Regions from separate parts of the Homo sapiens genome. Here region 1 is linked to region 2. The links are chromatin contacts, found by Hi-C or POLR2A ChIA-PET in ENCODE. All regions are on one chromosome and are shown on one strand. The core of a region is the stretch at or near the end of the contact, and the rest is flanking DNA. Distances in the headings are between cores, read along the strand shown.

Region 1 (5,080 bases), core at 992-3,491, 1.2 Mb before region 2:
ACCACATCGCTAGGTGGTGCTTACTAATTACCTTCTCAGGATTTTCCTCAGATTGAAAAGCTTATGAGGATTTCTTGGGAGTCTTAATAACCTGCCTGTTAGTACAGAGCTTTCCTGATGATATTTACTCTTGAGCACATGTGGTTGTAAAACCTTAACTTTCTTTCTCCAGGAGGGTGGTGATAGAAACAGATGGTAGTATTTATGAACTGATGTTCTCGTGAAATGTTGAGGGTGGGGAGAAAAGACTTTAAGGGAGGAGAGCCATCTATTTTGTTCCTAAAGCCACCTCTCAGCAGAATCGTCATGTTTTTCTGATGCACCGCTCTGCTTCATGCCCAAGATGACTTGCGAGGCAATCTCAGGAGCTGTGGACTTAACCGTTGCAAAGCACACTGTCTTTCTCAGCGTTCTCTGCAAGTCAGTAGGTGTTAGTATGGTTGCAAAGTTCACTGTCTCAGCAAAGTTGAACTGGGCTACCTCTCTACAGCTGTTTCCTCAGAGGGAAAAATCTTGAGACCAGATGGTGGAGCTCTGGAGTCAGAGGAAATGGGTGTCTTCAGCACAAAGCTGCTGCTTTTACTTCAGCCACTTCTGACATTTTTACATACCGAGCCTGAGATTGTGTGATTATCTCAAATCAAATCACTTTGATGGAGATAAATAATCAAAACTGTTTTATAGTCATTGATTTGGTGAGAACAGTAATGGAAAATGGTGTTGAAGGACTTCTCATTTTTGGAGCTTTCCTTCCAGAGTCCTGGCTGATTGGTGTTCGCTGTTCATCTGAGCCCCCAAAAGCATTATTACTGATACTTGCACACAGTCAAAAGCGCAGACTGGATGGATGGTCTTTTATAAGGCATTTAAGGGTACACTACTGTGTTTCACTGACCATACATTTTTCTTAGCCCCTCAAGTAATATAGCACAGAGTTATGAATGACAATTCCCCTAACCATTCCTCTTCATATCTGCCTCTTCCCCTTACCATCGTAATTCTCCAAACTGGTCATAAAGGCACTCTGTGAAGATATTGGGGACTGACATCTTAAGCTCTCACCTGGCTGCAGTAGGAAAGGCCAAACTGACGACAAAAAAAAAATTCTTTATAAAGATGATATGGTAACATGTATCTTTGCCCTGGGTCTGGGTGGGTCCAGTCAGTCTCAGATTTACAAGCATTTAGGAGCCTAGGTAAAAGCTGCTAGTATTCTTTTAAAAGTTATATTTATGACTTGCAATGATAGAAAACTCCTTCCAATTAAATGGCATTTTATAATATTATGTGTGTACTTCACAGTGTTAAAAATACCCTCATACGTTATTGCATTTGATCTTCACAGAAAGTGCATTTTAACCAGTACTCTGGGTGCAATAAATAATATGTAGAAATTTAAGTCCTCCAATTCCAGCATATCCAGTGAGTTTTGACAGTGTGTTTATGTGGAATGTTTAAGGATATACAATTGTACTTTATATAAATTGGTTCTTGTTCTTCTTAAATGTGACATGAAATAATTGTGCTGCTACATTATACTGGAAATTAACAGGGGAAAAGGGAAGAGCTCTTGGCTCCCTTGAGGTTCTGCTAGTGGTGTTAGGAGTGGTTACAACTGAGCTTTTAGTAACCATTTAACCGTATGTAAACTTGGTTTCTAATTAAAAAAAAATTTCTTTTTCCAATTTGGTTTCCTGGGTATTTTTTTAACCTTGAAATAATTTATTAATAGGGTTACAACAACTTTGATACAAAAAATACTGAAACAGCAACTACCACCTGGAATGGCACACTAAGTCCACACTGTTAGGATTTTCTCCTTAGAAAGGATAGAGAAATAAATGGATTTAGTCCTCAGAAAGCTTGGATTAATTGCAGATACCAGGATATTAATTTCCATTTACCCACTTAGTCAAATAGTTTTACCATAGCTAAAGGTCACATCATTACCATGTTGAAACTTGGGAAAAAAATTTTATTCTGCTTTTCTCTAAGCTGACTATTTTCTACCTGTAGCTTATTTCACTGTTTCACTTTTACATTCTATATGTGCTGCCAATGAAAAATTAGTATTTGAAGAGAAACCAAACTCATTTAGCTTAAAGACCAAGGAGCATTTTGGCAGACCTGATATAAATGGAAATATTGACACCATTTATTAAAAACAAAGGCAGAGCTCAGGCACAGTGAACTTTACTAGGCACATGACAGGAAAACTTGAGTCAGCACTTGATTTGTCCCAGGAGTGTCACCAGAACTTCATTTTCCCTTTCTCTGTTGCAAGGCTTCCCTGTGAGTAACACAGTGGAATTCATCTAGGAAGAATTTTGTTCTCCATGTTGTCCTTCCTCATTTAGTGCTCTCTCTTTACTTTGGATTTAATTTCAGAACTAAAATAGGATTCAAAACAATGTGAGGATCCTGTTTTGAAACATTTCCTTTAGCTCTGCCCTCTGGAATACCTTCTGCTCCTTCATTGGTAGGACCAATGAATCTAAATCTGTCAGCTTCTCTAAGTCCCTTAGCTTATGAATTTAAAAATGGCTAACTCAGTACTGTGTTCTAAGGCCTGGCCTGAACAGTTGTATTATCTCATTTAATCCTTGTAACAACAAGAGGATCAGCCTCTATGTAGATGAGTCAACTGGAAGGCCAAAAGTAACTTGCCCACATTTACATTACTAATGAAATGTGCAGTTGGCATTTGAACTCGCATAGCTTAACTCCAGAACCCATGTTTTCATTCCCAAACTATCCTGTGTAATATATAGTATACCCTTCATGTTGGGTTGTCACCAAGCTTTGTTGTTTAGCAGCACAAGGAACATAACACACTGAAGCATTTGTTTCATACTCTGATTAGTGCTAGAATATGCATTAGGCAGAAGTTGCCAACTGGTAGATTTTGGTCCCTGTGCAGAATTTTTAAAAGTAAGTTTGAATGCTTTTGGCAAGTGTAGAGAATGGACAGGGCCCTCTATGGTCCTATCCCAGCAATAGCCAAGAGTTACTAGTTAATAAGTTCACTCATTTGCATTAGCTCTCTGCCCCCGGAAGTATTTTAGCCTATTTCCAGGCCATTTAGTCTCATTTCTCAATGTCTCAGAACAATATAACAAACATCTCCAATGAAAGTGGTCTATCAACTAAGTCATCTAAGTGACACTCTGTGGGCATCACAGGACCAATACTGCAACCCTTGCTTACTACGTATTGAAGAAGTCTACCACCATTGCTCACTTGGGAAAGGCTTCAATGAATTGTCAATATATTTAATTGCTGTTATTTACTTAAGCCTAAATTAAGCAAGCTGATGTCTGAAGAGCTGTTTCCATGTCCTAAAGCCAGTGTAATACAGTGTTTTCCTAGCCCACTAGTTGGAAATAGTTTTATCCTGGGCATCATTTGGTCTAATCTGTCTTCACACAGTCATCACTGCAAGCCTGTGAGGTTATACACTGCAGTTTGTAATGTGTTAAATATATGTGTCGAAGACTCACATGAGATAGTATATTGGTGTACTTGGCATTTTCTTTTTTTTTTTTTCTGAGATGGAGTCGAGCTTTGTCACCCAGGCTGGAGTGCAGTGCTATGATCTCGGCTCACTGCCACCTCTGCCTCCCAGGTTCAAGCAATTCTCCTGCCTCAGCCTCCCGAGTAGCTGGGATTACAGGTGCCCACCACCATGCCTGGATAATTTTTTTTTTTTAAGATGGAGTCTCACTCTGTTGCCCAGGCTGGAGTGCAGTGGTGCGATCTCAGCTCACTGCAACCTTCCCTTCCCAGGTTCAAGCAATTCTCCTGCCTCTGCCTCCCAAGTAACTGGGACTACAGGCACACACCACTAAGGCCAGCTAATTTTTGTATTTTTAGAGATGGGGATTCACCATGTTGGCCAGGCTGGTCTCAAACCCCTGACCTCATGATCCACCCACCTCAGCCTCCCTAAGTGCTGGGATTACAAACGTGAGCCACTGCACCTGGCTAATTTTTGTATTTTCAGTAAAGCCAGGGTTTTACCATGTTGGTCAGGCTGCTCTCGAACTCCTGACCTCAAGTGATCTGCCTGCCTCGGCCTCTCAAAGTGCTGGGATTACAGGTGTGAGCCACTGTGCCTGGCTGTACTTGGCATTTTCAAATGTAGCATTTATTCACATTTTACAAATGAGTAGAATAAGGCTCCAAAAGTATATGTGACATGCTGAAGGCCATAGAAAGTGGCAGAGTTAAGGGCTTGAACCCAACTCCAGTGCCTTTATATTACACTAAAATAGGGATAGTTGCTACCAATAAATTTATAGTCTGCATTCTGCATTAACTTAGAGGCTGTTGGTGCCAAAGGATAACAATAAAAGCTCTGCGTAATAATAATAGGGCTAAAATGAGACTCAAACTTGTCTCAAGGTGTATTCGAGAAGAGAAAAAGTAAAAAGAAATAACTTCATAGCCAGCCTAGGAAACATGGCAAAACCCTGTCTACAAAAAAATTAGCTGAGTGTGGTGGCACACGCCTATAGTCCTAGCTACTTGGGAGGCTGAGATGGGAGGATGGCTGAAGCCCAGGAGGTAGAGGTGGCAGTGAGCCAAGATTGTGTCATTGGCACTCCAGCGTGAGTGACATAGTGAGGCCTTGTCTCTACAAAAAAAATAACAACTTCACAGGTCCCAACACAAACCATCTAGACTCAGTTCTTTAGGAGTGGAGTCTGGAATTGTGGGTTTTTTTTTTTTTTTTTTTGACGGAGTCTCGCTGTGTTGCCCAGGCCGGAGTGCAGTGGCATGATCTCAGCTCACTGCAGCCTCTGCCTCCTGGATTCAAGTGTTTCTCCTGCCTCAGCCTCGTGAGTAGCTGGGATTACAGGCATGCGCCACCATGCCCCGCTAATTTTTGTATTTTTAGTCGAGGGGTTTCGCCATGTTGGTCAGGCTGGTCTTGAACTTCTGACCTGAGGTGATCCATGCGCCTCGGCCTCCCACAGTGCTGGGATTACAGGCATGAGACACCGTGCCCAGTCGGAATTGTTTTTTGTTTGTTTGCTGTTTTGTTTTTTGAGACGGAGTCTGACTCTGTCGCCAGGCT
Region 2 (5,017 bases), core at 891-3,390:
TGGGACTACAGGTGTGAGCCACTGTGCCCAACGAGAAGATTGTTTTTAAGATTTAAAGATTTTAAGTTTTAAAGGGTAGATGAGAAAGCTGTCTTCAGGAGGTAGATACTGAAGACGTAAATGGGGAAAGTCTGGGACAAGCAGGACTGGCTTTGCCCGGGAGCAGGCAACTCATCTGCTGTAATAGTGGATGAGGAGGTGGGGAGGGTTCCGAGGGGGATGGGAGGGTGGCGGCAGGAGGTGTGAGGGGGTTCCCCTCTGCTGGCTTTAATCCTCTGGGGAAACAGGAGGGTGGTAAGCCAGAAGTTATAGGAGAGTGGAGAGGGTGTGTGCTACTCATGGCACAGAATGAGAGAGCAGCTCTCTTACTTGAGCTGGGCAGGATTGCCAGGCTGGACTGACAGTGGGGCTGAGCTGGCCTTCTGTGGTGGGGAAGAGAGTGAGAGAGCGCGTAAGCACAAGCCTGGGGACAGGAGTCCCTTTGCAACACCCACTCCTTGTGGAAAGAAGCATTGTCCTAGAATACGCAAGTTGAGGAATCCCAGGGAACTTCTTGAGCTCGCATGTGGCTATCTAAAATTAAATGTAAAATTCAGTTCCTCAGTTGGACTAGCCACATTTCAAGTGTTCGGCAGCCAGGTGTAGCTAATAGATAGCTTCCATGTTGGATAGTACAGACTAAGCATGTTCATTATTACAGAAAGTTCTACTGGACAGCACTGTTCTAGAAAAATGACTCCAACTTTTTGGTCTGAGGACCCTTCTATACGCTTAAAACTTGAGGACCCCGAAGAGCTTTTGTTTATAAATGTTATACTTACAGTTATTTAATTAATTTGTTTAAAAATAGCAATAAACCCATCACATGTTAACATATTTTATTTAAAAATTTAATTGTATATGTTCCAAAAACACAAATAATAATAAGTCATTGTTCTCTATTTTTGCAAATTTCTTCTGTCTGACTTAATAGAAGGAAGCTGGCTTCTCCTGTCTGCTTCGGTATTCAATCTTTTGCGGTATCACACAGCATAGTATCTGGAAAATGCCACTGTACACTCAGGAGAGAATGAGAGTAATAAAGGCAGATAGTGTCTTAGTAGTAGTATTAGGAAAACAGCTTTGACCTTACAGACCCCTGGAGAGGGCCACAGGGTGCCTAGGCCCCACTGTGGGAACCACTGTGGCAGAACAACAACCACTTGGCGTGAAGAAACTCATCTCGGGGAGACGGAATGATTTGCCTAGTCACACAGCACATAAGTTAATTGCAGAGTTCGAACTGGACTCCATGCCTAGACTCTTCTGCCTTCCGGTCTAAGGCTGTTTCCAGTACCCTCGGCTGGGCTAGGACGGCCTGGGCTGGACTTTTGGGAGTGGGGCCTGGGCCACTTGGCTGCAGAGCCCCTGGTGTGTGGTCCTATAAATAAACCCATTGTGTCGGCACCCCTTCCCTCTCCCCACCCCCTTCCCTCCCCCCACCCCCGGCAGCTGCTAGTTTTGTTACTGGGTTATGCTGTGGACAGGGAGCAGGAGGGCTCTGAGGGAGGGGAGATGAGGGATGTTGAAATCTGGAGGCCTTTGGGGCTTATAACACGACTGCCCTTCCTTCTTCCCTTCCTGGAAGGGCCGAGGACCTATCCTGCAGCTGGTTTGGAAGAACTCACACCATGGTGGTTGAGGTGCTTGGAGTGCCTGTGAAACGGAAGTTGGGGGGATGTAGGGGGCCCCTTCCAAGACAGATGCCTCTCAGAAGGGCTATTGTGTCTCCAGTACCAGTTGTCAGGAGGAGGGAAGGAAATTCTTGTCTGCCCTCTTACCCTGAATGGGGAGGAGACCAGTTGGAATTCTCAGGGCTGAAAGATGCTTTGGGTCAGGGATTAAGTGGCCCCTTTCAGGCTAGAAGTGCCCTGGGAGCCAGGCCTCAGTCCTCCTATCCCTCCCCACACTCCTCAGCAGCCCAGGGCTGATCTTGGCTGGAAAGGGTGTTTGCTGTGGGGACAGAAGTTGCTGTTTACAAGTGGATTCTTGGGTGTGACTGGTAAAAGGGCTGGGAGGGTAAGAGGGATTCCAGAAAGCAGCTGGGGAGGGTGCGGAGGGAAGCGGTTGGTGTTACGGGTGATTCTGTGATTAAGTGAGCTCTCCATCTCTGCCTTCCTACAGCTGCCCACCCTCCCCCACTCCTGGTCCCTGGCTTCTCTCCCTAGAGGACTCTGGGGGGAACAGCTGGTGAATGAGGGGCTCACCAGGGGCCAGGAGGCCTTGGCTAAGGGCCGGGGTGAGGGAATGAGGACAGGCTTGCTGCCGCCTGCCTCTCCAGCCCCTTCCTCCCATGCCTGGTCTCTGTTCAGGGAGGGGTCTTGCCTGTGCCCTGCTGGAGAGGAGGTAGGAGCCACAGACCCCTTCTGGTCTGGCTAACTGAAAGGCCAGGACAGTAAGATCTCTTTGGAGGCCCTGAAAGCCCCTGTCCCCTCCTGGCTTTAAGGGGGAAGGGAGAGCTGGGGCCCTCCGTGACTGACTTGGCTGAAGAGATGGTGGTCGCCCAGGTTACCCAGAGACCCCTGAGCAAGTTTCCTCCTTCCTCGGCCCTGGCTGCCTGAAAACTGGCCCCCTCCCCACACCCTCTGAAGGACGAGCCAGAGAGGACTCCGCTCTTCTCCCCCCTCCTTCTCTCCCTCCCCCTGCACTGAGGTCACCTCCCTCAGAATCAGGCCTTTGTGGATGGCAATTCCGGCGGGAGAAGCCTCCAGTTCAAGTTAGAGTTCCCAGACCCTGCCTGGCCGGCACTGTGTGTCCAGACCCAGCGTCCCAGACGTGTTGGGGCCACCAGAGGAATGTCTGAAACCAGAGCCATTCCAAAAACCCGAAGCCTGGGGTTTTCCCTGCCCCAGGTCGGGCTGAGCTCATGGCTGTGAGCAGGAGCTGTGGGTCCTGAGGGAGGAGGCGGTGCTCAGCCCCTGGGGAGGCAGCAGGGACCACCACTGCGAAGCCTGCCTGGGCAGGCATCCCCCATGAGAGGCAGGCAGAAAGCCCAGACTCCAGAGGGCCACATTCCTGACTTGGCTTCGATTTGGAGCTGGTGGTGGTGGTCTCTCTCTGGATCTTGACCTTCCCTAGAGAAGGGTAAGGACGCAGGAAGTTTTCTTTAGAAATCTTGAACTCAGACTCTGGGCCGACTCTCATGGCCCGTGCTCCTCCCCACCACCAAGCTTTCCTGCAGGTCTCTTCCCCGTGACAGCTTCCTGCCCTCCACTGTGACGGCCCTGCAGATGCAGAGGAGGCCCCCTCATCCTGGGCTGACCCCAGACCCCCTCGCTGTGAGGCCAGAAAGTATTTCTCCTGAAGAGGGGCTGAGTCCTAGCCCCACTCCAGCTGGGGCACTCTGAGAAGAAGAACTGTGACCACTGGCTGGCTCATAAATCGGAGGGTCTCCCCCATTCTCAGTGGAACTCGGGCCTCCTGGCCTGGGATTCACAGGGGCTCAGCTGTGGATCGGGGCCATGCCTGGCTTTGTGTGGAGTGTGTGGGGTCTCCATGCTCCTCAACACAGAAAACCACTGCGTGCACACATAGAGAGTCCGCAGCCAGTCCTCACAGCCTGGCCTTGCTCTTAACCTGGATGCTTTTTTATTATTTTGGGAAAAGATACTCTACATTGTTTCGTTGTTGCTTTCTTGTGAAGAACACAAATCTTAGGGTTTCCCGGTCCTTAGCGTTATCCTTTTCCAGACCCCGAATGCTGCCTTCTTCATCCCATTCCTTTCCCTCACCCTCCCAACTTTTTTCTCTTCCTCCACAGCATACCTCAGCCACACCCTAGCCCCTCTGATGGTGAGGGGATTGAGGGACACGCTGGGGACCGATGGGCAGGTTGCTGCAGGCAGTGGGAGGACAGTGGCCCAGAGACCAGAGTTGTGGGTGAGGGTGGCACTGGTCAGATGCTGGAGGTGACCTGAGACATTCTGGGTTTCACCCCATTTGAGTGTGGGAAGGAAGATAATTCTTAAATATTTTTCATTTTTTTTCCAGGCCTGTATATTTCTAAGTCTATCAAACGTGATAATGTTATGAGCAAACCAAGTTAAATATGATACATTTTTATGATGTTAAAATAAAAAACTTCAGATTATTATACAGTATTAACAATAAGCATTAGAGGCCAGGCACAGTGACTCGTGCCTCTCATCCCAGCCACTTGGGAGGCTAAGGCAGGAGATCACTTGAGCCCAGGAGGCCAAGGATGCAGTGAGCTATGAACGTGCCACTGAACTCCAGCCTGGGCAGTGAGGTGAGACCCTGTCTCTTTAAAAAATAAAAAAATCAGTATTAAACAGGTCTTCCTTTTCCTCCAAGTGTTTTCAGAAGTCCCCTTCCCACTGTTGTGTACACACACACACACACACACACACACACGAAGAAGCATTCTCTCTTTTCACTGTAATCCCAGCCCCCAAACATCCAGCTGCTTCTCTTTCTGGGGTATAGAAGAGAAGAGGGAAGGCAAGGCTGGCCCTGGGGCTGGAGGGCCGGCTGGGAGGAGTTGGAGAGGAGGCCTCTGAGGGCAGGGTGGGCAGAGCAGCATTCTGAGATCTTCAGGTGCCCCTATAGCGGAGACCCCTGGGTAAGGGCCCTGGGACTCGGAGTCGGCCTCTGTGTGAACGGACAAGGTAGCAGCAGGCTCCACAACAACCCCATAGCTTTGTACTGTGCCTCTGTCAGCAGGTGATGATATGAAAAGTCTCCATTTATGGAATTCACGCCAGACACTCTACATATATTATCTCATTTTGTCCTCCAACAACCCTTTGGGCTAAGTGTTCTTATCCCTGTTTTACAAGTGAGAACAAGAGAAAAGAGATTCTTTAGTGTCAGATTTCTAGCCCAAGTTTCTAGCCTCCAGGGAGCCTTAGGGCTGTACGGAGCTTAAATGTCTGTTTTACTGTGGAGCTTACAGTGAAGCTTGGGTGTGTGCAGAGGAGTGGGAAAATCTAGGCCTGTCTGGTGTGCTTTGTGAAGT

Evidence for each region. A loop is a pair of places that touch in the nucleus more often than their neighbours do. ChIA-PET counts read pairs that join two places held with the same protein, here RNA polymerase II (POLR2A).
Region 1: a loop to region 2 is called in a map of CD4-positive, alpha-beta T cell, with 11 times the contacts of the local background. The contact joins two enhancer-like sites. A Hi-C loop is called at or near these places in 1 of 168 maps with a recorded cell type or tissue (CD4-positive, alpha-beta T cell). POLR2A ChIA-PET finds 5 or more read pairs at or near these places in 1 of 52 experiments (CD4-positive, alpha-beta memory T cell).

The regions. Positions count from the first base shown.
Region 1 is chr12:50,982,597-50,987,676 of GRCh38, reverse strand. It overlaps SLC11A2 (solute carrier family 11 member 2), which reads left to right. Exons shown (of 16, transcript NM_000617.3): 16 at 1-1,685. Among named protein-coding and RNA genes, the nearest start is that of HIGD1C, 33 kb to the right of the region's middle. Within about 2 kb of position 2,241, at least 11 of the 41 ENCODE cell types and tissues checked have a DNase peak (open chromatin) inside an H3K27ac peak, as active enhancers do.
Region 2 is chr12:49,806,643-49,811,659 of GRCh38, reverse strand. The region is part of intron 1 of NCKAP5L (NCK associated protein 5 like); the gene reads left to right. Among named protein-coding and RNA genes, the nearest start is that of NCKAP5L, 19 kb to the left of the region's middle. Within about 2 kb of position 2,140, at least 16 of the 41 ENCODE cell types and tissues checked have a DNase peak (open chromatin) inside an H3K27ac peak, as active enhancers do.